Linked DNA regions of Homo sapiens: all the other regions are linked to region 1. The links are chromatin loops, found by intact Hi-C in ENCODE. Cell type or tissue: IMR-90. All regions are shown on one strand.

Region 1 (8,000 bases):
CGAGGCGGGTGGATCACAAGGTCGGGAGATCGAGACCACGGTGAAACCCCGTCTCTACTAAAAATACAAAAAATTAGCCGGGCGTGGTGGTGGGCGCCTGTAGTCCCGGCTACTCGGGAGGCTGAGGCAGGAGAATGGCGTGAACCCGGGAGGCGGAGCTTGCAGTGAGCCGAGATTGCGCCACTGCACTCCAGCCTGGGGGACAGAGCAAGACTCCGTCTCAAAAAAAAAAAAAAAAAAGAATTGTCCTTTGTCATCCTTTTTGTGAATGCCACTTTAATTTAGTTAGAAGAAATTTGTTCGTTGCAGCACCAAAGGGTTCTAACTATTGCATAGAGTACCTTTCTTGCTTGCTTTTTTTGTCTGTTTTTTTTTTTTTTAACTAAGACAATCTACTTGACAAAACAAACCATCATGAGAAGGAGGTTTTGACACTTTAAGCTTAGAATAAATTGAAGTGTGTCTATAAAAACATGAAATATTCTTTTTGAAAGTACCATATAAATGCTAGTGCCTATTGCTAATGAACAGAATTGAATGGTATTAAGAGAAAAGTTATTAAGCTTCAGTGATACTCCTTCATATTGTGTGTAACCACCACAGGTATTGCTTTCTTTTTTTAAGTCAATGATTTTGAGTTTCATTGTCTTTAAATAGTACTGGAGACTGCAAAATTCTAATTTTTGATGACTTCTTCTCCAGCATTTTTTATTCATGTTCAAACCTCCTGTTATAACATTACCTAGTGACAGAACTATTATGATTTCTAAGATTGTAGTTTATTTCATTTTATCTTGGTTTTGGTGCCTTAGTTTCCAAAGTAAATTATCTAAAAGACTTCACTCCAAGAAGTGTTACAGATGCTGTCATGCATTGTACTATGTGTCCATTTTGTTAGTTTCAAAGTCTGACTTCTCCTGACCTCATCCTAAGATTATGTGCTCTATTCCATTTACAGTCCCATAGTCCCATAACTGCTGGATGTAATGAGTATAATTCCAGCAATCTGGCAGTGCCACAGTAGAAAGCATTGATGGGTCTGAATTTGATTCATGAAGGCTCTAGAGACTGTTGTTTTGGCATTTTAAGATCAAAACACCTCTTAAGACAGATGATTCTTCCTTCTCTGAAATTGAGGGCAGAGTCTGGAATGGAATCAGTGAAGTTCAACATAAATGAAATGTAACACATTTTAATTAATAGTATTACCAGGCAAACTTTTTAAAGAGAGTAGCAAGACAAGTTCATAGAGCAATGCATTTTCCTTGTGTCTTTTTATCAAGTGTCGACCTCTGTGGTAGTGAGAATTCTAAAATGCACCCTAAATTCTCATCTGAACATACATGCCAGGTATAATCTTCTCGGTTTCACTGTTGTTGGGACCAATGAACATAACAGGATACCAGGTCATTGATTAGGCTATTAATCAGTTGGCTTTGAGCTAATCAAAAGGGAGATTGTCCTGGGTGGGCCTAACCTGATCAGGTAACCCTTTTAAAAGAAGGTCACACACTGGAATCTCTCTCCCACTCCTTTGGAAGAAAACAAATGTGGTGAACTGCCTCTGGTGAGCTCCATTTGGCTAAGACCTGAGGCAGCTTCTAGGACCTGAGGGCACTCCTTGGCTGACAGCAAGAAAACAGGGCTTCCGTCCTACAGCCACAAGAAATTGAATTCTGCCAGCAACATACCTGAGTTGGAAGAGCACCTTGAACTCCAGATGAAAATGCAGTCCTACCAACATGTCGATTTCAACCTTGTGAGGCCTTGAGCAGGGGACTCAGTTATGTGTGCCCTGCCTTCTGACCTACCAAAACTGTAAGATAATAGATGGGTGTTGTTATAAGCCAGTGAGTTTGGGCTAACTTTTTACACAGCAAGAGAAAACTAATGCAACCACTCTTCAGAAGTGGTCATTACAGACAAGGATATGTTGGTGTAAACTCAGGTTTCCTCAGGAAACAATATGTAGGGGCCCTTCAGAGAGAATCCACGGGAAGCCAATTCAGTGGAGTGGAACACAGCTTGTTAAGGATGCCCTGAGGAATTTGAACACAGATGCATTCTCTAGTTTGGCAAGGTGAGTCTCCCCTGAAGTGGAGCTTCTCATGCACGCAAAACTGGGAGAGGAACCATTTTCTTCCCACAATTTCTTGTGGGCTGCTCCTTTTGTAAAATACAATAAACATAAATGAATACAAAATATAAAACTTTTTTAAAAGGACATTCAAAATATAAACTCCAATTTTTTGTCATTCAACAGATACAGATTTACTCTGTGAAGTTGCCATGCCACATTCCAAATGCTTACTCTCCATGTTGGCACTTATCTCCTTTGAGACCAGTTACGAACAGCAGACCAACCCAATATGTGAATCGCATTCTAAGGAGCACTGCTTGGAGAGGCACCAAATTCCACCAATGCCCTCTCTGCTTCTATGCGTGGAATGTACATCTAGCATTCAGCAAAGATAACTTGCTATGTTCAGAGAGGACCATGCCTAATTATAGGTATTTTCTATTTTGGAGCTAGCTGGTCATTTTTTAGTTCAGTGTAGATACTCCCCACACTTGCAATCAAAAATATAAATGGTAGCTCCAACTCCACTTTTTAATAGCCATGTGATCCTATAAAGTTATTTATGCTTCCCAAACCTCCTTTTTTTCTTCTTTGTAAAATGGCAATAATATCAGTAACATATCTCTTATGGTTGTGAAGATTAATGAGGTAGCAGGTATGCATGTGTTTTGTAAGCTGTTAAGCACTTTATACATGCATGAATTAATAGTATTTCTATTCTTAGAGTTTCCCTCAATAACTCATTCCAGCATGCTCTGCACAGAGGTTGGGAAATGAGAAAAATCTGGCCATGCGCTCTAAACAACTTGATTTTACTAACAATTTCTGGGAATCACTGAGAACCGTGTGTGTGTAAATGGCAGATACTGAAAAGATCTCTTTGTTACATTAATAACAGGCTCCTCCGAAACTCTTGTTTATGTGTAGAATGTTTCTAATTAATAACATAAGCAGGAGTAATGGTCATTGAATTCCATCCTCTAATCATGGCCTCCATTCTGCAGCTATTCTCACGGGTATGTGAGGCAGGCAGTATTTGTATTCAAAGAACATCTGCAATACTCTGTCTAGTACCATCAGCAGGCATTGTGGCATCTTAACATTACAACTTCTAGAAATGGAACAGGGAGAGGAAGACAGCCACATCAGGCTTACAACAGGAATCCCAGCTCTGCCCGTCAGTAACAGGAATTTGCGTGGTCAGATTGCTCCGACAATGCATTCGTTTTAGACATAAATACAAAAACCATTTTAGATTATTACTCATAAGGTTAAAATTCTTCTCTGTGGTTACCTTCAACTTTTTACCTTTAAAAGAATCACTTTAAAGTAGATTTATTACATGATAGTCTGGTTTCACTTAGAGAATTAAAAGGCAGAGACAATATTATAACGTCTTAGCTGGTTTTTTTTTTTTTTTGCCACTGGATAGAAATTGAATTATGTCTTCAAATATATTTTCCAGTTTACTATCCCATTGCCTATTTCTTTTAATCTTTATGAGTGAACCTACAAAAACAAAATCCCTCAGAGAGGAGGCAAATCCCTGTGGCTAACACTCCATGAGTCACTTTGAATATTTGTTATGACCTCAGTATCATACTATATCCATGCCTTCTGTATTATCTAAACCTTGTCTTACAGAGTCATTAAGAAAATTGAGTATGTTTTGAGTGTGGGGGAGGCCTAGAAATAATATAATTTGTTTAATGAGAGAGAACATTCCTTAGACACAGTGGCTGCAATTTGTGAGACCTACAATTCATTAAACAGTCCAAGTGGGCACATTCTTGTGCAAAGACCAACGGAATGTTTCTTATTGGTCAGGACAGCTGAATTTCTGCTGCTGATAGTGACATCTTCCAGAATATATCTGCAAGGAAATGTCCTTCTAAATTACAACCTAGTAGCCAGTAAGTTCTGTAGTAAGACTAAATATAAACAGAATTCAGGAAAATGGTGAAATAGGAAAAAAATATTAATGATAAGAAAAAAGTGAGAGATGAAATTTTAAGGGTAAATTTCTGTGTATATTGTGTAGTGAGTGGGAAGAACGAAGAACCCAGAGATTCTCTAGATTCTCTCAGCTTCTCTGAACTCTATGTAGCTTTCTCAAATCAGAACTTCTCTTCCTGACCTAACTCAAATTATTTTATTTTGCTTAGAATTTCATTTCATTCAAGTGATAACTCTATTAAGAACAAATGGGACAATGATGACTAGAGATACAGTTCAACAAGCCCAGTTGGACAAGAGCTCTTAACTCTGTTGCCTAAAATACATTCATTGGAATCCTGGAATACTCTTTAAACACTATTGCTGTATTAATAATGATATTATAATCCAAGACATACTTCTAGCAAGCACTTTCTGTAAGTCTTAGAAAAGTCTTCTAAACAATACGTCTTGTCAATATGTGATTGCTGCTACTGTGAAATAAAGACTGGGCAGAGTGAGAAGCCAAGGATATGCAAAATTATAGCCACATTCTTATGTAGGCTACAACTCTAGTCTGCTATCCATGGAGCTGAATCACGGGATGAGAAAGGAGAAACCAGTAACAGGGCTTTTCAAGGTGATACCAAGAACACATCAAAATGGTAAGAAAAGCCAAAGCATAGATAGAAACAAGAATTTCAAGTAAGAAAGCTCTCTGGGGCTGGGCGTGATGGCTCACGGCTCTAATCCCAGCACTTTGGGAGGCCAAGGAGAGTGGATCACTTGAGGTCAGAAGTTCAAGACCATCTTGGCCAACATGGTGAAACCCTGTCTCTACTAAAAAAAAAAAAAAAAAAAAAAAAAATTAGCTGGCCATGGCGGCACATGCCTATAATCCCAGCTACTCAGGAGGCTACAAGAATCACTTGAACTGGGAAGGCAGAGGCTGCAGTGAGCTGAAATCGTGCCACTGTCCTCCAGCGTGGGTGACAGAGTGAGACTCTGTCTAAAAAAAAAAAAGGAAAGAAAGAAAAAAAAGAGAAAGAGAGAAAGATATCTGGTTTAGACGTAAATACCTTGAGAATTCAGCTAAAAATGTTATTTTAATTAAACTGTTCATTCTGATTCTCCTCCCTTCATTGCATCAATCTGTTTTCTGGTCCAAAGTATTGCAGGGCCAGAAGAGCAAGGCCTATGTGAGCACGGGCATATCAGAGGATCATTTGATTAAAGTTAGTGATTGTAGACAGAAACTTGGGGGTAATTATCTGCAAATAGATGCTTTGATCCAGACATACTTTTTCAAGTTTAAACCTTGTGAATGCTTCCTATTTCATTTTTGTTTTGATTCTGAAGATCCCAGTAATTCGCTGATGTATTAGTCCCAAATTCCTCTACCTTTGTTGACATTGCTCTCAAGTCTCTGACTCTTGGTTTGCAGTTATCTGCAACCCTTAATTGTCAGTTTTGTTCTGACCCTGGTTTTCTATCACCTGCTCTAATTTTCTTGTTTTTATTTTTTTGGTAGGCTGGGACTACATTCTTGACTCTTTTCATCTATGTTGCATTAAGAAGCCCAAATAGCTTCAGCTCTTTATGCTAACCTCTCTCTATTGTCTTACCTGGAACTGTATAAAAATATCAATAGCTTCTGCCAGCTTTTAGTTTCAGCAAGACTTCAGGTTCTGCCTGGGGACACTATAATGTAATAATAATAAGATATTCTTGTTAATAATTTTGGTGAGGCAGTGTAAATAAAGTGTATAAAACTCTCCAGGGGAAAAGCAAATTGTAATAACCCGGGGCATTTGTTTATTAAGTGGAAGAAATAAAATAATTAGGAGGAAAGATTTGACACATAAGTAGAAATGGGTTGTTATAATATTTTTGATACATAAAATTTATATCATTGTTAAAGGTCTGAAAACAAAATATGATGAATTGTTGGCAGGAAGATATCACTGAAGAAAATAGATTACAACACTTGGGAATAAGTTACATAGACACCATTTTTCTTGATGAAAGGAATAATTTGTCATGATTTGTGTTTTAAAATGGAGTAGTTTGTGTGTGGAGGAGGGGGTGAGAAGCCCCTTTCAATAAAAATTTATAGGTGATGTTCTGATAATGATTAGTAGCGTGCAAGGTAAAATAACATTCTACATGAGAGATTTTATAATGTAACTTTTCACCAGATTCACTGAAATATCATTTATATAAAACAAAATTTACTGATTTTAAGCACGCAGTTAGATGGATTTTGTAATGGAATACAGGCCTGTAATCAGATCCAAAGTCATTACGTAGAACTATTACTTGTAAGTTTTTCACACATGCCCTTTATTAAGTTACAGAAGTTCTCTTCTAATTCTAGTTTGCTGAAAGTTTAAAATTTTATTTTTAATTTTTTTCTGGGTACTCAGTAGCTTTATATATTTATGGAGTACATGAGATATTTTGGTAGAGGCATGCAATGTATAATAATCACATCATGGAAAACTGGCTATCCATCCCCTCAAGCATTTATCCTTTGTGTTACAAACAATCCAATTATACTCTTAGTTATTTTTAATGTACAATTAAATTATTACTTAATTTAATATGTTGTGTTATCAAATACTTAAGAAATGGATGTTGATTTGGTAGGCAGAGGCAGGAGGATAGTGTGAGCCCCAGAAGTTGAGACTTCAGTGAGCCGTGTTCATACTACTGCACTCCAGCCTGGGTGACAGAGTGAGACACTCTCTCAAAATAAACAACAACAACAACAACAACAACAAAAAAGAAATGGAAGTTGAATTTGGTCAAAAGTATTTCTGCATGGAAATTATTATATGTAACTTGGTTTTTTGTTTGTTTTTTTTGGCTTATTAATATGGTGATTTGCATTGACAGATCCTCTGATAAACCAGTATTGCATTCCCAGGATAAATTCCACTTGATCATGATGTATTGTCTTTTTAAAAATATGTCATTGAGCTCAATTTTCTCTAAGTTTCTTTAGATTTTTAGTATTTACACTCATGAGGGATATTGGTCTGTGCTTTTCCTGTAATATCTTAAACTAGTTTTAGAATCAGGGTAATGTTATTTTTATAGAATGAGTTGGAAAGTGATATGAATTGAACTTTTGTGTTCTCACAAAATTTATTTGTTTAAGTCCTAACTCCCAGTGTGATGGTGTTTAGAGATGGGGCTGTAGGGAGGTAATTAAGGTCAGAGTGAGGTCAGAAGGATTAGAACCCTCATGATAGGATTAGTGCCCTTATAAGAAAACACATGGGGGAATTTGCTTTCTTTCTTTCCCTTCCTCTCTGTGTGTCCAGAGGTCTTGTGGGCACACAGAGATGGCAACTACTTATGACTCAAGAGTACTCAGAATGAATCTTATATTACTCACATCTTAACCTTAGGCTATCTAGCCTTCAGAACTCTGAGAAATAAATTTCTGTTGTTTAAGCCATGCAGTCTTGGTATTTTATATGGCAATCAAAGCAGACTAAGGCAGGAAGCATTTCTTTCATTTAAATTTTCTTCAAGAGTTGGTGTATAATGGGTATTATTTATTTGAAATGTTTGGTTTTCTTCTCCAGTGAAGCTATCTGTATCTGGAGTTTTTCTTGTGAGAAGTTTTTTTTTTTTCCTACAAATCTAACTTAATAAATTGATATCAATATATTAACATTATTTATGTATTCAGTTATCAGTGAGCACTTATACTTTGTGACTTTCAAGAAATTTATTTGTTCATTTTATCTAGGTAACTGAATGTATGGTGTTAAGACTATAAAAATATATTTTCTTATCATTCTTTTAATGTCTGTAGACTCTTCAATGATGTCACTTCTAATTCATGATATTTCTAACTTATGTTTTCTCCCATTTTTTCCCTAGTAAGTATGACTGAATGTTTATCACATTTATTACTCATTCTAAGAACGAATTTTTGGCTTCATTTATTTTTTCTTTTGTCTTTTCTATT
Region 2 (8,000 bases), 140 kb after region 1:
TCCTAAAGTCGGCAGGCTGCTGGTTTAATAACTCTAAATTAGTTAATTCATTGCTTTGAATTAAAAATGTGAATCAAATTTGCAGAGAATTGAGGCTTTTTAGGACTATGATAGAAAATTCTAGAATAAAAGCAGTTGTTCTAGAGAAGCTGAGCAGCTCCAAACAAAATATCCTTTTAGGGATCCTTTTCAATGGTCTATGTGCCCATTGGAAGCTGAGACAGAGCACATGGCAATGTGGAGCTTTGGATAGTAGGTCAAGGACAACTTTAAAGGGAGGAACAAAAGTCAGTTTGGGAGAAGAGAGAAGATAAAGAGGAAGTTAGTACTTTTCCTCTGAAGAATAGACCAGGATGGTTGGGATAAGAATAAGTGAGATTAGAGGCTGTGAAAATATTAGGAGGTGCACATAGAAGTGAAATTTTTTTCAGAGTATATAGAAAACAAATATTCAGATAGCATATCTTATAATAGTTAAGTAGAGACAAGGACACTTAGTTATACTTAGGAATATATATTTATTTTAAGCATGTCTCTACTTAAGGCTGCATTGCTTATGGAGAGAAAGAGAAAGTTGCTCTTTTCATTAAAATGCCTATTTATATGAAAAGTAAAGCAAGTGGATTGTGTTTTGTAGACATGCTATTATTAGTCATCGCCTCTTAAAACACATGCACTGATAAGTATGAGCTTAATGGACACCATCACTCTTCTAGTAGCCATCCTAGAATGTAGGTATAGGGTACAGAGAAACCAGTTCACCCCCATATAGCTAAATCTTGGTTCTTCTAGCTTTTCAATGACAGAAATGACACAGGCCTCATATAATTAAGATTCATACCAGATTCAACGAAGCTGTAAAAATAAAATAGTAATGAAGTGTGGAGAGTAATGGGAAGCAACTATTTTTATTGTTTCCAGTCGAAAGACAAAATGATTGTTTCCCCAGAGTTTGATTGCAGACTATTTCTAGAACTGAGCCAAATGACCGCAGTGTTATCCCATGAAAACTTGAAAAAATGAGAGCAGGGAGAAGATTAAAGTCTTTACTAAATGATCTAATGGCAATTGAGATGAAGAAACATAAAAAGCTGCATCAACTCAGCAAAGATTTTTGTATCTAAAGCACTAATTTAGAATTAAAATAAAGCCAGTTGGTCAGAGAGAATGAAGAGGTTTATGTGGTAAATCAGGGCAGTCAACTCTCCAGACTGCTTGAAATGAAATGACTTTTTGGTTTATGACCTCAGGGGAATCACAACATAATTGAATATATGTAAGATAAGTCATCACATGCTGTGCCCACCCTCTCTTCCGAAGACCTCAGCCCCTTCCCTCTTCCAACACCCTTAGTGTGAGACTACATCAATATTTAAATACCCTGACTCCTCTTTACCTCCAGACTCTCCAAATACCTGTCTCCCATTTAGACTGAGATATAATTACCAAACCATAATCTTTACCTCTATCAGGGAGTATGTTCCATGTGGACTATGCCCAGTGTGAAAGCTAGGATAAAAAAGTGGCATTTCCCTTCTTGAAATAAACCATCTTGACTTGGAAATGTCCTCAGTACATTTTTTCTGCCCCCATCTCTACTGTGTCATCTGACAAAAAGTAGCTAAATTGTGAGTAGTTCACATACAGAAGTATTTAAATACAATTTCCATTCCTATATAATGCCTGAGAATGGAAGATCTTCCAGTAGACAGCAAATGGATTGGGACTTGTTCATAAATCTTCTAGGCAGTGTGGTTTTTCCTTGAAGCACAATTGTATTAGTCCATTCTCAGAGTGCTATGAAGAAATACCCAAGACCGTGTAACTTATAAAGGAATGAGGTTTAATTGACCCACAGTTTCACAGGACTGGAAGGACCTTAGGAAACTTACAAGCATGGCAGAAGGGGAAGCAAAGGCGGCAGGGGAGAGAAGTGCCGAGCAAAAGGGGAAAAGCCCCTTATCAAATCATCAGATCTCATGAGAACTCACTGGCTATCACAAGAACAGCACTAGGGTAACCACCCCATGATTGTTACCTCCCACTGGGTTCCTCCCACAACATGTGGGGATTATGGGAACTACAATTCAAAATGAGGTTTGGGTGGGAACACAGCCAAACCATATCAACAATTATACTACTATCAGCAAAGTTGGTTTAGCATGCATTGTCTGCTGGGTTAGGAGTATACACACCTGGACTTCTAAGATAACATGTTAGAGTAGGATTCTGTGAGTAGTTACTAACCCCAGAATACCCCAAGATGGAAGGAAATAGGAAGCTGAGAGGTTTGGGCCTGGGCCTGTATTTATTCACCTAACTAGTGTGTGTGTGTGTGTGTGTGTGTGTGTGTGTGTGTGTGTGTGTGTGTGTGTGTGTGTGTGTGTATGCATGCATGCATATGCATACATCAAGTATGTTAGTTGAGGAGGAAAGGGTAATAACATATAAGAAGAAAAGAAAGAAAGAATGTCTCTGTTCTTCTAAAGGTTAAGGAAAATTTCTCATAAAGCATCAGTGGAATGTGACAACATGCTGTACAAGGAGAACTTGCAATTCACAAAACAAGACTCCTGTAAGCAATTATGGAAGCTTGAAGAATGGCATTTGATTCTCAGATTCCTCCTTTTGAGGGAGACAGCAGCAAGCCCTACCAGGCTGCATATCTTTCTAAGAGATTTGCTGGCAGAAATGCTGGCTTCATGCTGTATAGGGGATGCAACTGTTCCTTCCATAACTTCGTACCCAGTTAACTGTGATGCATCTGTGAACGCAGTAGACAAGACTTTGGAGTTAAACCTGAAACGGAAGCCTATCTCTGTTATTTTCTCATTGTGTGAGCTTAAATTTGTTGACCCCCTTTCCACATCTAGAAGATCTAGAAGATGTGGAAAATAAAATCTACCATTGACAATATTTTTAAAAAGGCACATAATATAACAGCCTCTTAGCATAATACACCATGATAATAGTGACTGTTAAGCAGTCACTATTACTGAGTCCATTATAATTTAACAGTTGATTCTAATCAACAAGTAGAGCATTTAAAAAGGGACAAAAACAGAAACAAAGCATGTACTCTCTATTTCTCTCAAGAAAATAAGTAACCTGAAATAATTTTTATATTATAGGAGTCTATTCTATGTCACTTTTATTATTTACTTTTACTTATTTTAAGGATTCCAGAAATCTCACTGTCATTCTGTGGTATCCTGATTCTTATGCTGAAATGATATCTTCAATCTATACTTCAAGAAATGTCAATTTAAAACTTAGTGACTAATCCTCTTCCTAACCCAATGGTCAAAGTGTCACAGACAAGTGAACCTCTATTTAAAATTCTTGCTGTAGATCTATGAAAGATTACTTAGTAAATCTAAACTTACTTTTGCTGAAAGCAGTTTATTTTGGAGAAAAAGATGATCTTTCTGAGGGACTAAAGAAAAATTTCTGGTCCTCCACAAATTTAGAACAAATCATGAAACTAAGAGAGAGATGTATTGTTGAAAAATATAAAAATAACAAAATTTCATATGTCAAATTTGAGTGCTTAGAGCATGATCTATAAATATGCATAAAGTTAATTTGTAACTTGCATTTACCATATCACTCTAAATGCTATTTTCAAATAAACAACTTTTTAAAAAATTTCACTTAAACTCTTTTGCTAATTGAAATAAAACAACTTGTGATAAAAAACAAACAAAACAAAACAAACAAAACAAAACAAAAAACCAGAAAGCATTCTTTCTTCTAAATGCCAGTCTTCTTGACCGGCTTTTCTCATATTTTTTCTTTCTTACTCTTAATTATTTATCTTGACAACTTCATTCCTTTTAGCAAGATTCTTCTCTTCTACATATGTATTCATTCTTTCCTTCAACCATTCTATGTTCAGCGAGTGTAGGATGTAGGAGATGGCTTAGGTTGTCTGAAGAACCCCACAGAAGGACAGTTTCCCAATCTCTCATGTCATGTTACTCTTCTGCTGAGACTGGCTAGGATAAAAGAATTAACTTTGTTTATGATACGGTGACTACTATAAAACATTTATCTGGAAATATTATTCCACAGATGAGACACAGCCTTGTCATCCTAGAATTCAGGGGTCGTAACCAGGTTAGAGCAGGCCTCCCATAGCAAGACAAGGGATACAGACCTATTGTATTGCTAGTCCTTTGGTGATGAGATAGCCCCCCACAACCTGCTGAGAAGGCCCTCTCCAGTGTGCCACGGCCAAATCTCATCCTAGCCCTAAATGAAAGGTCTGTGCATCCCCCAACCAGACTTCTCTCTGGTTCATATTTGGCTGTTGGGAAGGAAATACTTAGCTCAAATGTTCCAAGGACAGAATCATTCTCATTCATAGGCCACCTCTTAGTCCCTGTTCTTCATGAAAAAGCATCCTCAGCTCTGTGTCTGCATTTAGGAATGTAACTTATGAACAGCTTGCCTCTGGCTCTTCCTTGTTTGGTTGCTTTCAAAGCCCACTGTAAAGCTCAAAGGTGACAGCTTGACCCGTTTTGCTCAGTATATATATTTTCTTTTTTGTATTGTTATTAAAATAACAAATGACTGTGCATAAAGCCGGCCTCTTTAAACAAGTGCTAAACTAGTAAATCACAGTGGGAACAACCCTGTCTGAGGGGGGAGGAGGAAGTAGCTAGACTACAGAAAGACCAAAAACAAGCATTGAAGGGGGCAGGGATGAAGATGTGGGGTGGGGAGTTTTCATTATGTTTGGCACAATGCCCAGTACATCCTCAGATTTCCAAGCTGTGCTTTAAAATGTAGATTGGAAGCCTCTTGAATAAAGTTTAATTTCTGTCTATATGTGATCTCAAGTTTTATAACCAAGTTTTTAACACTCACCCTATAGCTGGCTTCTTTATTCTAAGTATGAACCACACATTCCTTCTCAAACAAAACAAACCCTTAAATGGTTAAAGGCTCAATGGAGTTATAAAACTCAAACAATATTTTCATATGCTGGGGTTAAGCGAATTGGAAAATTATGAATCACTCAATAAAGTACACAAGGATATAAAAGCCAAAGGATAAAAAATCGTGACAGGTGTTTTTGGTTACATGCATTGTAGTGCTTGTGTTGGGATGGATTAAAAAAAAAAAGGTGAACAGACAGACCCCTATTTTATAATGTGATGGTAAAGCAAAATAGAAAGAAGAAGTGATTTAAAGGAAAGGTAGGTTAAGGAAAGGTAGGTTAAGGAAAGCCTTTAAAAATATTTGGTTTACTTGCTTTTTTTCCCTTCCTTCCTTCCTTCCTTCCTTCCTTCCTTCCTTCCTTCCTTCTTTCTTTCTTTTCTTTCTTTCTTTTTTTTTAATAATAATATATTATGAGACTAGGCGCGGTGGCTCACACCTGTAATCCCAGCACTTTGGGAGGCCGAGGTGGGCAGATCACCTGAGGTCAGGAGTATGAGACCAGCCTGGCCAACATGGCAAAACCTCGTCTCTACTAAAAAAACAAAAAAATAGCTGGGCATAGTGGCGGGCATTTATAATCCCGGCTACTCTGGTGGGTGAGGCAGGAGAATCACTTGAACCTGGGAGGTGGAGGTTGCAGTGAGCCGAGATTGCGCCACTGCACTCCAGCCTGGGTGACAGAGCGAGACTCTGTCCGAAAAAAAAAAAAAAAAAAAAAAGAAAGAAAAAGAATTATGAAAGACAAGCTGAACAAAAGAAAATACTGATGAGTGAGGGTCTAAAGGTTTAAAAGCAATAGTTGACTCTGGCTAGGTTGGGAGTAGTAGAAAAATAATTACCTTTACAGTTTGTAAAATTGTCATCTGTGCAATAGGTCTGTTTGAGATGTTGTTTTAGTACTTTCTGTTATTTAGAAAACATATTCATGGATTTCTTAAGCTCAGGTGAATTGTATAGCTTTGCTCTACTTATTCCATATAATAACAATTTTCATGAAGTCACATCCTCTTACATTCATCACCATTTATTACTGGACTCTATAAGTTTGTAATACATAAATTTGCTAACAGTTGTTTCCCGTTCACCAACATTTCCAGAAATTGAACCTTGGTTGCAGACTGTGGCAGCATTTATGTAGTATCGGGAAGCAGTTGGGAACAGAAGTATCTGTACTATTTACTTATCCTGTATGTAGAACAAACAGCAGCAGATTTTGGATATCCAGAGCAAGAATGTGTCATGTGTGACTTCTGTTTAACTATTAGTAGCTTTAAAAATACACTCATAGGTGGGAATTGAACAATGAGAACACATGGACACAGGAAGGGGAACATCATACACCGGGGCCTGTTGTGGGGTGGGAGGAGGGGGGAGGGATAGCATTAGGAGATATACCTAATGTTAAATGACGAGTTAATGGGTGCAGCACACCAACATGGCACGTGTATATATATATGTAACAAACCTGCACATTGTGCACATGTACCCTAAAACTTAAAGTATAATTAAAAAAAGAAGTAAAATATATTTTATTTTATTTAAAGTTCCAGGATACATGTGGAGGATGTGCAAGTTTGTTACATAAATAAACGTGTGCCATGGTGGTTTGCTGCACCTGTCAACCCATCACCTAGTTATTAAGCCCCATGTGCATTAGCTGTTTATCCTGATGCTCTCTTTCCCCTCCCCGATGGTACATTTTTGAAAGATAATGAACAGTAATAAACATCGTTCATGATGACTCAACTGATTTCCATTTTTAGGCTATATAGTGAACAGCAAATAAACAGGGTAGGGAAAGAAGTACATGAATTAGCAACAGTGTTCATGGGCGAATTTCATGACTAAATTAAATAAACCTACTATGTGAAATAAGCCCCAATCCCAAATTATCAATGTATCTAAGTGAGGGTTTTTTCTACAATTTTAAAATTTGATACTGCCTTTATTTTCTTGCAAACTACCTATTTGGCGTGATTAACTAACTGGTAGCTACTTCTATTGTTTGCTCCTCCTGAGTCACTATGTGCACATGTTTTCTTTTTTAATTTAATACTTTGGGGTGTAATCTGAGAGGGGTTCTTATTTAGAATATGTTTCATCTCAAAAATAAAAAAATTTGCAAGATGATGCCTTTTTCAGGAACTCAAGCAAATTGACAGTAGACACATTGTCCACCCAAACCACCTCTCCGTTTCTCACGTTGATCTGTTTGTTTTTAAACAGAAATGTTGATCTAAACTCATGGAAAAGGCATGTGCATGTGATATTAAAATATGTGCATTGTCATTCCAGAGATGCTATTTCATTTCTCTGAGTTTGATTTTTGTCCCTGTGGCAATGAGGACATTTGACTCTAACATCTCTTTCATCTCTAAAAGAGTCTTAGGATTCTAATTTTACTTGAATTCTCTTAGGATCCATATGATGCTGACTGAGAGGTCAGAGATGATGTCACTCACGTCTCCCTTAGATCTGCATTTTCCTAAATACTGTACCCTGTGTATCTACAAAAAGAAAACAACTCAATCTCTCTTGAATTTATGCTACTTCGGCCTTGTTGGCCTTATGGAAGAGGACTCACTTTGTGTCAGCTGTGGTTTTCTTTGTCACTATCTTCAATCCTCCCACCTTCAATATCCTGGTACATCTCAGCTTCCTTCTGTGACCCTTCATCCATGCAGGCTTGAAAATTAGATTCAAATTGCTATCTGTATCTTCATTTCACTCTCAATATTGAAACGTATGAGCTTGAACTAATTCTCTCAATCTAGCTCCATATGTACCTACTAACTCATTAAAAGCCAGCTGTAGCATTGGAGCAAGAGATCATATATTAGAGAAGGAAAGCAATTTACTTGGCAAGTTCATTTGTATATTCTCTTCAATGTCATAGCAAAGGTTTGTCCTTGGGATAAGGGTGTTTTCTCACCCAGTCTGTCTCTCCAGCTGTCTGATTCCTCAATTAACTGACACCTCTGTGGCAGTGATTTCATCCTGTGCTTATTTAGTGGACAAACTAAATAGTGATCTGATGACTTACATGCTTATTT
Region 3 (8,000 bases), 180 kb after region 1:
CTTCCCCTTTTTGGGCATCAATTATTACTCTGCCTTTTCTAGTTTACAGTATTCTTCATAGAAAAATGTAGAAGAAAAACAATATTATCAGAGTTCTGTCTCCCTCTGGTACTTGGTTAATATTATAGCATATTCTAAAGGGAAGAGCTCTAGGTTTTCCTTGTGCTCTTTCTTCAAATAAAGGCTTAAGGTTATTTCTGCCACACTCTTGGCTTTCTTTTTTTTTGTCAACACATCATGGCTCATTTAGGTGTATTCCCTTCCAAATACTATTCTAATTATTCCAACATTCCATTCTTTTGTATTATTTTTGTCTGTGTTCTTCCCATCTTGATTTTTATGTGTATCTCTTTAATACATGAATGCATCATAATAATGGCTTTTGCAGCCAACCACTGGGAGGCTGATTTTAGAGGACTGCACTGTGATATCAACTCAGATGAAGCTGTTTTCAAATTAATTTTTGTGTCTGTAGGAGCTTCTTTTTCTTCTTCGTCAAGATTGTTTTTAATTACAGTGTCATTTATTTCTAGACCATTCCATTTATTTTGAGTTATTTTCTCTTTTAGAGTATCTGGACCTGAAATTTTATGTGTGCCTTTTCTGTTTCAAAATTCCTTTGGCAAAATGTAATAATTAATATGCAAAATAAAACAGGCTGCTCATTCTCTCTGACAATTTCTTTTGGCTTTAATTTCACCAATTAATTTGCTCTTGTCCATGAGAAATAAATCCATAATAGCAATTCCATTCATTACTTCCTCAACTACTGAAGTATGGAAGTCACAGTAAAGCAAGACATTTCTTTCAGATTTTAGATTGTCTCTATTTAGGAAAAAAAAATGGACTCCTAACCAATATGCAGATGTTTTAATCCCCTCACCATTAATATATGTTGTTTCTGCATCAGCTTGTATACCTGAATTAAGAGAGCATTTTGACAAGAAGGCTGTAAAAGTTACCATAAACACCATAATCTCTATTATTTTATCATAATTTTAAAGCTCACCACAATATACATGTCTGCATTAATTCATAGATATCTAGACTTTTATATAATTCTTGACATAGAAATTTCACTATTTATACCTGTTTTATTTAAATGAAGTATAATGTCCATGCCTTTATGTCAGTGATGAGTTCTCAACAAAATTTCCAATATTTGTAAGACTTTATAATACCTAGAAGGTCCTTTGTTCAAATTATACTAAAAAGGTTCAGAAAGGAAGGGAAGGAAGCTTAATAACTTTTAAGGCAACCAGAGAGTTGTTAGTTTTGGACACTTTAAATAAACTGCTAGCAATTATTTTATTAGATGTAGTTGTTGGACTGGTCACAAAGAATAGGTAAGAAAACTGAACAGATGTCACAGAGAGAAGAGAGAGTGGGTACTTTGCTTCCTCTGTTACAGACTTTCATGGACTGAATACTCTGATGAACAGACTACATAGGCAGACTACATAGGCAGGGAAATTCTGTCTTAAACTTTGCAGCTTCAGTTTTCCTGTGTGCAAAGGAAAAAGGAGGAAGGAATCCAATATTTCCTTTGGGAGACTAGACAAAGAAAGAAGAAAGAATTTGGCAATGCTGACTGGTCTCGTAATATTTTCTGATATTTTGCAGGCAGGCAATTGAGAAATGTTTTTCTCCCAGCCCTTATACTGCCAAGGCCAACTGAGGACCAAAGACAAAAGTTCCAGGCAGCACTCAAAAGGCTTCCAGAGGTCATAGAAGTTTAAAATTTCAGCTGTATTTTTTATTGACTACAAAATCTGCAGGAGGGTAAAAGTTATCTGCATGAGAACAAGCTGAAATAGTGATCCCCTAAATAGCAATAATATATGGATGTGTTGTATATAAAAGTTATTAATTTTCATTTAAAAACATATATATATATATTTAACCATTTCTTAGGGCAAATAACTAATAATAATTTTTTTTGAAAATTATATTCTAATGAAAATTTTCTACTGTCAGAATTTACTTTTCTTTCACTAGATACACCTGGGAAAGAATTATTTGGCTGAAACCTTTTTGGTGAATTTGTATGGACCGGCAGCAAATAGACAAACTTTCAAAACAGGAATGTTCTGCAAATAAATACAGTTGATTTCATCAGTGACTAAATACCACAAGAACCCAGCCGAACAGTGCAGTACGCAAATGAGAAGTATAAAGAGAGGACATCAGTGCCACCAAAAGACAAGGGTGTCTCTGTTATAACATCTGTAACCAACCTGGAAACCTTTGAGAAACCTTTGCTACAGCAGTATTCAGTGGATCTCAACACTGGAAGCACATTAGAATTGTCTAGAGAAATTTTTTTTTTTAATTAATGCAATTGCCCAGGTTTCACATAAGTGATTTTGATTTAAATGCTCCACAGTGGGACCTGGGCGTCATTTTTTTAAAAGTGATTCTAATGTGAACCCAGGACTGAGACCCCTGGTTGGCTAACCCATATCTCTAGAGGGGAGCAGATGAACTGAAATGTACTGGACTAAATTGTGGGGACGTGCGCCTTGAATAGAGAATAATTAATTTCCAACATTAATTTCAGCATATTCTTCCTTCAGTTTTCATCCTTGAAAACAAACCATCTGAAACCCTAGAGCCCTTAAGTCTTGTCAGTAAATTACGTTCTTCCTGAAATCCTATGAACATCTTTTCTGGCAAAGCATCCTTGACCCATTGCAGTGCAATCAGTGCTTTACTGCTTTGATTTTCTTGAATTGTAAGTTCCTCAAGAGCAGAGATCATGTCTTCTTTAACTCTGTTTCTCCACTGCTCAGCACCATGTCTCGTGCTTACGAGATAAACGCTTTTAAAACAAATGTATTAATTAACGGAAAACAGAAAAGGAATGGACAAGCATTCAGGCACCCTGGTCTTATCTTTTATTTCTTTTTCTTTTCTAGTGTCTGCTTCCTGCTGTCTTACCTTCTGTTTCCTTTTTGTTTTGTTTCTCTTGAACTCTGGGACAATGTTTTGTTTCAAAAGTAATTTTCTCTCTCTTTTTTTCTTCTCTCAGTTCTCCTCTCACTCTTCCATGTAACATCACACATCCAGTTCATTAAATTTGATTTGTATTCTTTTTTCGTAAAAACTAATGTAAGTACTTAACCCTAACTGTATCAAACCTTTATTGCAATTTCAATTATTAATTTTCCTACAAGTGGGTAAGTTCTTTGAAAGCAAGACTGTATCCACCATAATTCCTACTACAGTGTAGAACATATTTTAAGCTGTTAATAAATACTTGTTGACTTTCAGGGCCTTAATTATTTTTCTGTGAGTGAACTCTGAGTCACAATGAGGCGGTTTTTCAGTAGTACAGAGGGTACTTTGCATATTAGACCTTTTCTGGCTCTTTTAACAAGGACGCTGTTGCTTATTCCTAATACAATGTCGTTCTCTGGCAGGTGAAACTTATCTTGCAAGTTTGTACTGGGTTTTTGTTTTTTAAACTGATGCCAAGTAAATGAAACTTACTCCTTCAAAAAATTACATTTCCCCACTAACTTTCAATTAAGTGGACAGTTTCATATTTCAATATGGAAAGCTTAACAAATGCCCTCAGAGAACAGGGCATGACTACCTGTTCTTACTTAGAGTCTACTTAATTCTCCCCTGCCACCACTACCACTCACCCTCTACTATCCTTTCTGGCCTCAGAAGCCACCAGTTGTGGCCGGGCGCAGTGGCTTACACCTGTAATCCCAGCACATTGGGAGGCTGAGACAGGCTGATCACTTGAGGCCAGGAGTTCGAGACTAGCCTGGCCAACACGGCGAAACCCTGTCTCTACTAAAAATACAAAAAATTAGCCCAGCATGGTGGCGCATGCCTGTAAATCCCAGCTACTTGGGAGGCTGAGGCATGAGAATCACTTGAACCTCAGAGACAGAGGTTGCAGTGAGCCAAGATTGCACCACTGCACTCGTTTAGACAAAAGAGCAAGACTCTGTCTAAAAAAAAAAAACAGAATTACCAGTTACCTATTCAGTTGACAGTCATTACTGCAGAGTTATGAAAATGTGGTCATATACCCCACAGTATAGTCTGTCTGAGGCCCTCCAGTCGTTCCTTTTCCCTTTACAGATTCTAGAAAAGGTTGCTGAGAAGCTATTTTTATGTTTGTGCCCTCAAAACACTGAACTCCTTCTGGAACCTGCACTGATTGTCATGTGAACCAAGCAATCCAAGCCATCCTGTCTTCCCTAGGATCCACGCCCCTGTCCTCCCCACGTCTCCTTCTCCTCTACTTTCTTCTCCACATATCCATGACCAGCTCTTCTCCTCTGAGTTCTTGTTTTCTTCCTTCTCTTTCCTTTCCTTCTCCCTTTCTCTCACCTTCCTTTTTTGGACCCCTTTTCCTACCTCTTTTCTCTAATAAAGTTTATCTAGATACATCTTCCAGTTTAAAAAATGTTTGAGAATTTACCTACCAGTAAACCTATATAACTCATATATAAATAAATATCTACACCAACAATTGTCCTAATTTTTAGATTGAAATGTACCCCAAAGTCTACAGTTTAAAGAATGAAAAAAAATTAGAAATTTTGTATTTATTAATTGAACAGAAACTTTTTGCTTTCACTAAAAATAATTAAACATATTTTTAGTGGGAGAAAATTGGTTGAGTATGCCTCATTTAAAAAGTATCTCAGTATAACATTTTACAATATAGTACAGAGGCTCCTCAACTTATGATTATGTTACTTCCTGATAAACCTATTGTAAGTCAAAAATGCATTTAGTCAACATACCAAACATCATAGCTTAGCCTAGCCTACCTTAAACTTGCCCAGAACACTTACATTATTAGCTTCCAGTGGCAAAATCACCTAAAACAGAAATATTTGATAAGAAAGTGCTGAATACCTCATGTAGTTTACTGAATACTGTACTGATAGTAGAAAACAGAATGGTTTTATGGGTCCTTGAAGTATGGTTTCTACTGAATGCATATGGTTTTTTTAATTAATTTTTTTTTTTAATGAAGTCTAGCTCTGTCGTCCAGGCCGGAGTGCAGTGGCGCCATCTTGGCTCGCTGCAATCTCCACCTTCTGGGTTCATGCAGTTCTCCTGCCTCAGCCTCCAAGTAGCTGGTTACAGGCACCTGCCACCACGCCTGGCTAATTTTTTTGTATTTTTAGTAGAGACGGGGTTTCACCCTGTTGGCCAGGCTGGTTTCAAACTCCTGACCTCAAGTGGTCTGCCCACCTCAGTCTCCCAAAGTGCTAGGATTACAGGTGTGAGCTACTGTGCCCTGCCAAATGCATATGGCTTTCATATCCATCACAAAATAATAATAAAAATCACTAAGTTGAACCATTGCAAGTGAAAGAGTTTATGTCTGTACTTATGAGATTGGTTTATTGAGTCTCAACACAATGAGCTATAGAATAGAAAAAAAAGTGTGAATATTTTATTAACCATTGCCTTCAAGCATGTTTTGTCAAATCTCATGTTAGCAGTTACTCTACAACTTATAGTTAAGTTGTTCACTTTAGCAGTTACTCTACAACTTATAGTTAAGCAGTTACTCTACAACTTATAGTTAACTTAGTCTACTCCAGTTTACCTCTGGTTTCTGAGTTGGGAGGTATCGTGATCTATTTGACTCCTTCCTTGTCTGTTGACTGGAGAACCTGGGAATGAGTGAATAGGATGTTCTGGCTTAGCCACGTTTGTTTCTCTCCTTCCCCAGTGTCTAGCTCCTCTGGTGTTAGAAATGGGGAGAAGAAAGAGAGAAGCCAAACATCCCCTTGCAGTTTTTCACATCTATACTATGTGAAGGTAGTACTAGGTCCAAGCCCATTCCATTGGCTGCTAGCAGCCTCTGTTAATATGGAGGTCTTTGTATAGATGATGTGGATGGTTTTCTAGGGCAGCATGCAGCTTCATTCCAGAATTTCCTATCTCCTAAGACCCAGGTACAGAGAAATACATTTGCCTGCCATTGACCACTGGTAAAGAGTTAATTCTTTTAGCCCCCTCTTAGGTTGGGGCGCAGCTTGCTTGGTGCCCAGTTCTAGGACAGCCACACAGCTACTCCCTCCCTCGCTCTCCGTTCTCCCTCACCCAGAGCCCCAGGAACCACAGGGATAGTACTTGCACTGTATGAGGCTGTACTATTTAGAATCAGGGATAGAGTAGCCCCCTACCCTTCACTTTTCCTTCTTTTTGTTTTTGTTTTTGTTTTTTGGACGGAGTTTTGCTCTTGCTGCCCAGGCTGGAGTGCAATGGTGCGATCTCAGCTCACTGCAAACTCTGCCTCCCAGGTTCAAGCGATTCTCCTGCCTTAGCCTCCCGAGTAGCTGGGATTACAGGCATGCACCACCAGGCCCAGCTAATTTTGTATTTTTAGTAGAGATCGTGCTTCTCCATGTTGGTCAGGCTGGTCTCGAACTCCCGACCTCAGGTGATCTGCTGCCTCGGCCTCCCAAAGTATTGGGATTACAGGTGTGAGCCACCGTGGCCTCCCCCTTCACTTCCTTCTTAACATATGCTTTGGTCTTCTGTCACCCACTTCAGAAATCACCATAATGGAAAAATGTAGAGTTTGGTTTCTGTCTTCACATTCAAGCACATCCTCCACATTCTGTGGCTACTTTTAAACTCTACTGATAATTCTTTTACCAACCTCTACATTTACACTCTTATGGAGCCTAGCATGGGCCTAATGGATCTACAATACCGGAACCAGATGTTGGTATCCACATGTCTCAGGCACTCCTATCTCAATAAACGCATTTCTTGTTAGTCCTCCACTCAAATCACTTTGCTTATCTTGGTCAGAAGGGCATAACCTCCTTTAAAATTCATACTCTGAGTTACATTTTAATGTAAAAATTACTATAGCAGAAGATATACATTCATTTGTAAGTATATAGATTTATTGGTGGGTAAATTCTCAAACTATTTTTAATTGAAGGATGTATCTAGAGAGCACTATTAGAGGATAGAAGCTAAGGAGAGGAAGGAGATAAGAGAAAGGTGAAGATGACTTGGGTCACCATTGTTCACATGATATTGGTGCCTATCCCAGAAGAGGTTCAGAGTCTCCAGGGCAGAAACATAAAAATAGCCTCTCAGCCATCTTTTCAGACATCTCTAAAAGCTAAGGAAGAGACAAACTGGTGGGCCTCAGAGAGACCATACCGAGGGGCATATGCTCAAATTTTTCAAACTTGGAATAGTAATATTACTGTCAACTGAAGAGGTAATCACTTGTATTGTGGACAGAGCTGGTGATCCATTTACTTCCTACTGCCATTTAAAAACTAATTTGTGTAATTTGAAGTCTCATTTAATCTCCAGCACTTCCTTACCCATTCTTACTCTCAACAGATGATGCTGGCTAGACATGGTGGCTCACACCTGTAATCCCAGCACTGTGGGAGGCTGAGGCAGGTGGATGGCTTTAGCTCAGGAATTTGAGACTAGCCTGGGCAACATGGTGAAACTCCATCTCTATAGAAAATACAAAAATTACCTGGGCATGGTAGCACACTCCTGTATTCCCAGTTTCTCAGGGGTCTGAGGTGAGAGGATGGCTTTAGCCCCGGGAGGTAGAGGTGGCAGTGAGCTGTAATCGCCCCACTGCACTCCAGCCTGGGCAACAGAATAAAACGCTGTCTCAGAAAAAAAAAAAAAAAAAAAAAAAGATGACACTGCTTCTTCATTTTACAATAGATGTAAGAATTACAATAGATGTAAGAAGTACAATAGAAAATAGAAGTGAATAAAATAAAGTGCCCACAGGCTCCCATCATGGTATTCAAAGAGCTGCAAGTACCAGAGCCCAACCACTCTGCCCTCGCTGCTGCTATCATGGATGAAGTCATTGTGTCTAAGCTAAAGACAATGTCTCTTCTTGTTCACTGGATTCCTTCTTCTCTTACCAACTCTAAGATGTTGCCTTCTTATCTATTCCACCAGCTGTTCTCTTCCCTCTCAACTGGCTCATTTCCGTTAGCATAAAAATGTGC

The links. A loop is a pair of places that touch in the nucleus more often than their neighbours do. Peaks named below come from ENCODE experiments on the same cell type or tissue, not always from the same donor. Only the 100,000 strongest peaks of a DNase experiment are listed, where the experiment ranks them.
Region 2: it touches region 1 in a loop (3.0-fold over the local background); 3 of 110 quality-filtered maps call a loop at or near these places.
Region 3: it touches region 1 in a loop (3-fold over the local background); 4 of 110 quality-filtered maps call a loop at or near these places.

What each region holds. Positions count from the first base shown.
Region 1 is chr7:137,141,958-137,149,957 of GRCh38, reverse strand. The region is part of intron 1 of LOC349160 (a long non-coding RNA gene); the gene reads left to right. Among named protein-coding and RNA genes, the nearest start is that of PTN, 200 kb to the left of the region's middle. In IMR-90, no CTCF peak of the experiment used is centred here; DNase peaks (open chromatin) are centred at 3,247 and 3,637; H3K4me3 peaks cover 561 bases; H3K27ac peaks cover 3,989 bases.
Region 2 is chr7:136,997,861-137,005,860 of GRCh38, reverse strand. All of the region lies in intron 3 of CHRM2 (cholinergic receptor muscarinic 2), which reads right to left. All of the region lies in intron 2 of LOC349160 (a long non-coding RNA gene), which reads left to right. Among named protein-coding and RNA genes, the nearest start is that of MIR490, 99 kb to the right of the region's middle. In IMR-90, no CTCF peak of the experiment used is centred here; a DNase peak (open chromatin) is centred at 7,150; H3K27ac peaks cover 4,402 bases.
Region 3 is chr7:136,958,124-136,966,123 of GRCh38, reverse strand. The region is part of intron 2 of CHRM2 (cholinergic receptor muscarinic 2); the gene reads right to left. The region is part of intron 2 of LOC349160 (a long non-coding RNA gene); the gene reads left to right. Among named protein-coding and RNA genes, the nearest start is that of MIR490, 59 kb to the right of the region's middle. In IMR-90, no CTCF peak of the experiment used is centred here; no DNase peak of the experiment used is centred here; H3K27ac peaks cover 2,754 bases.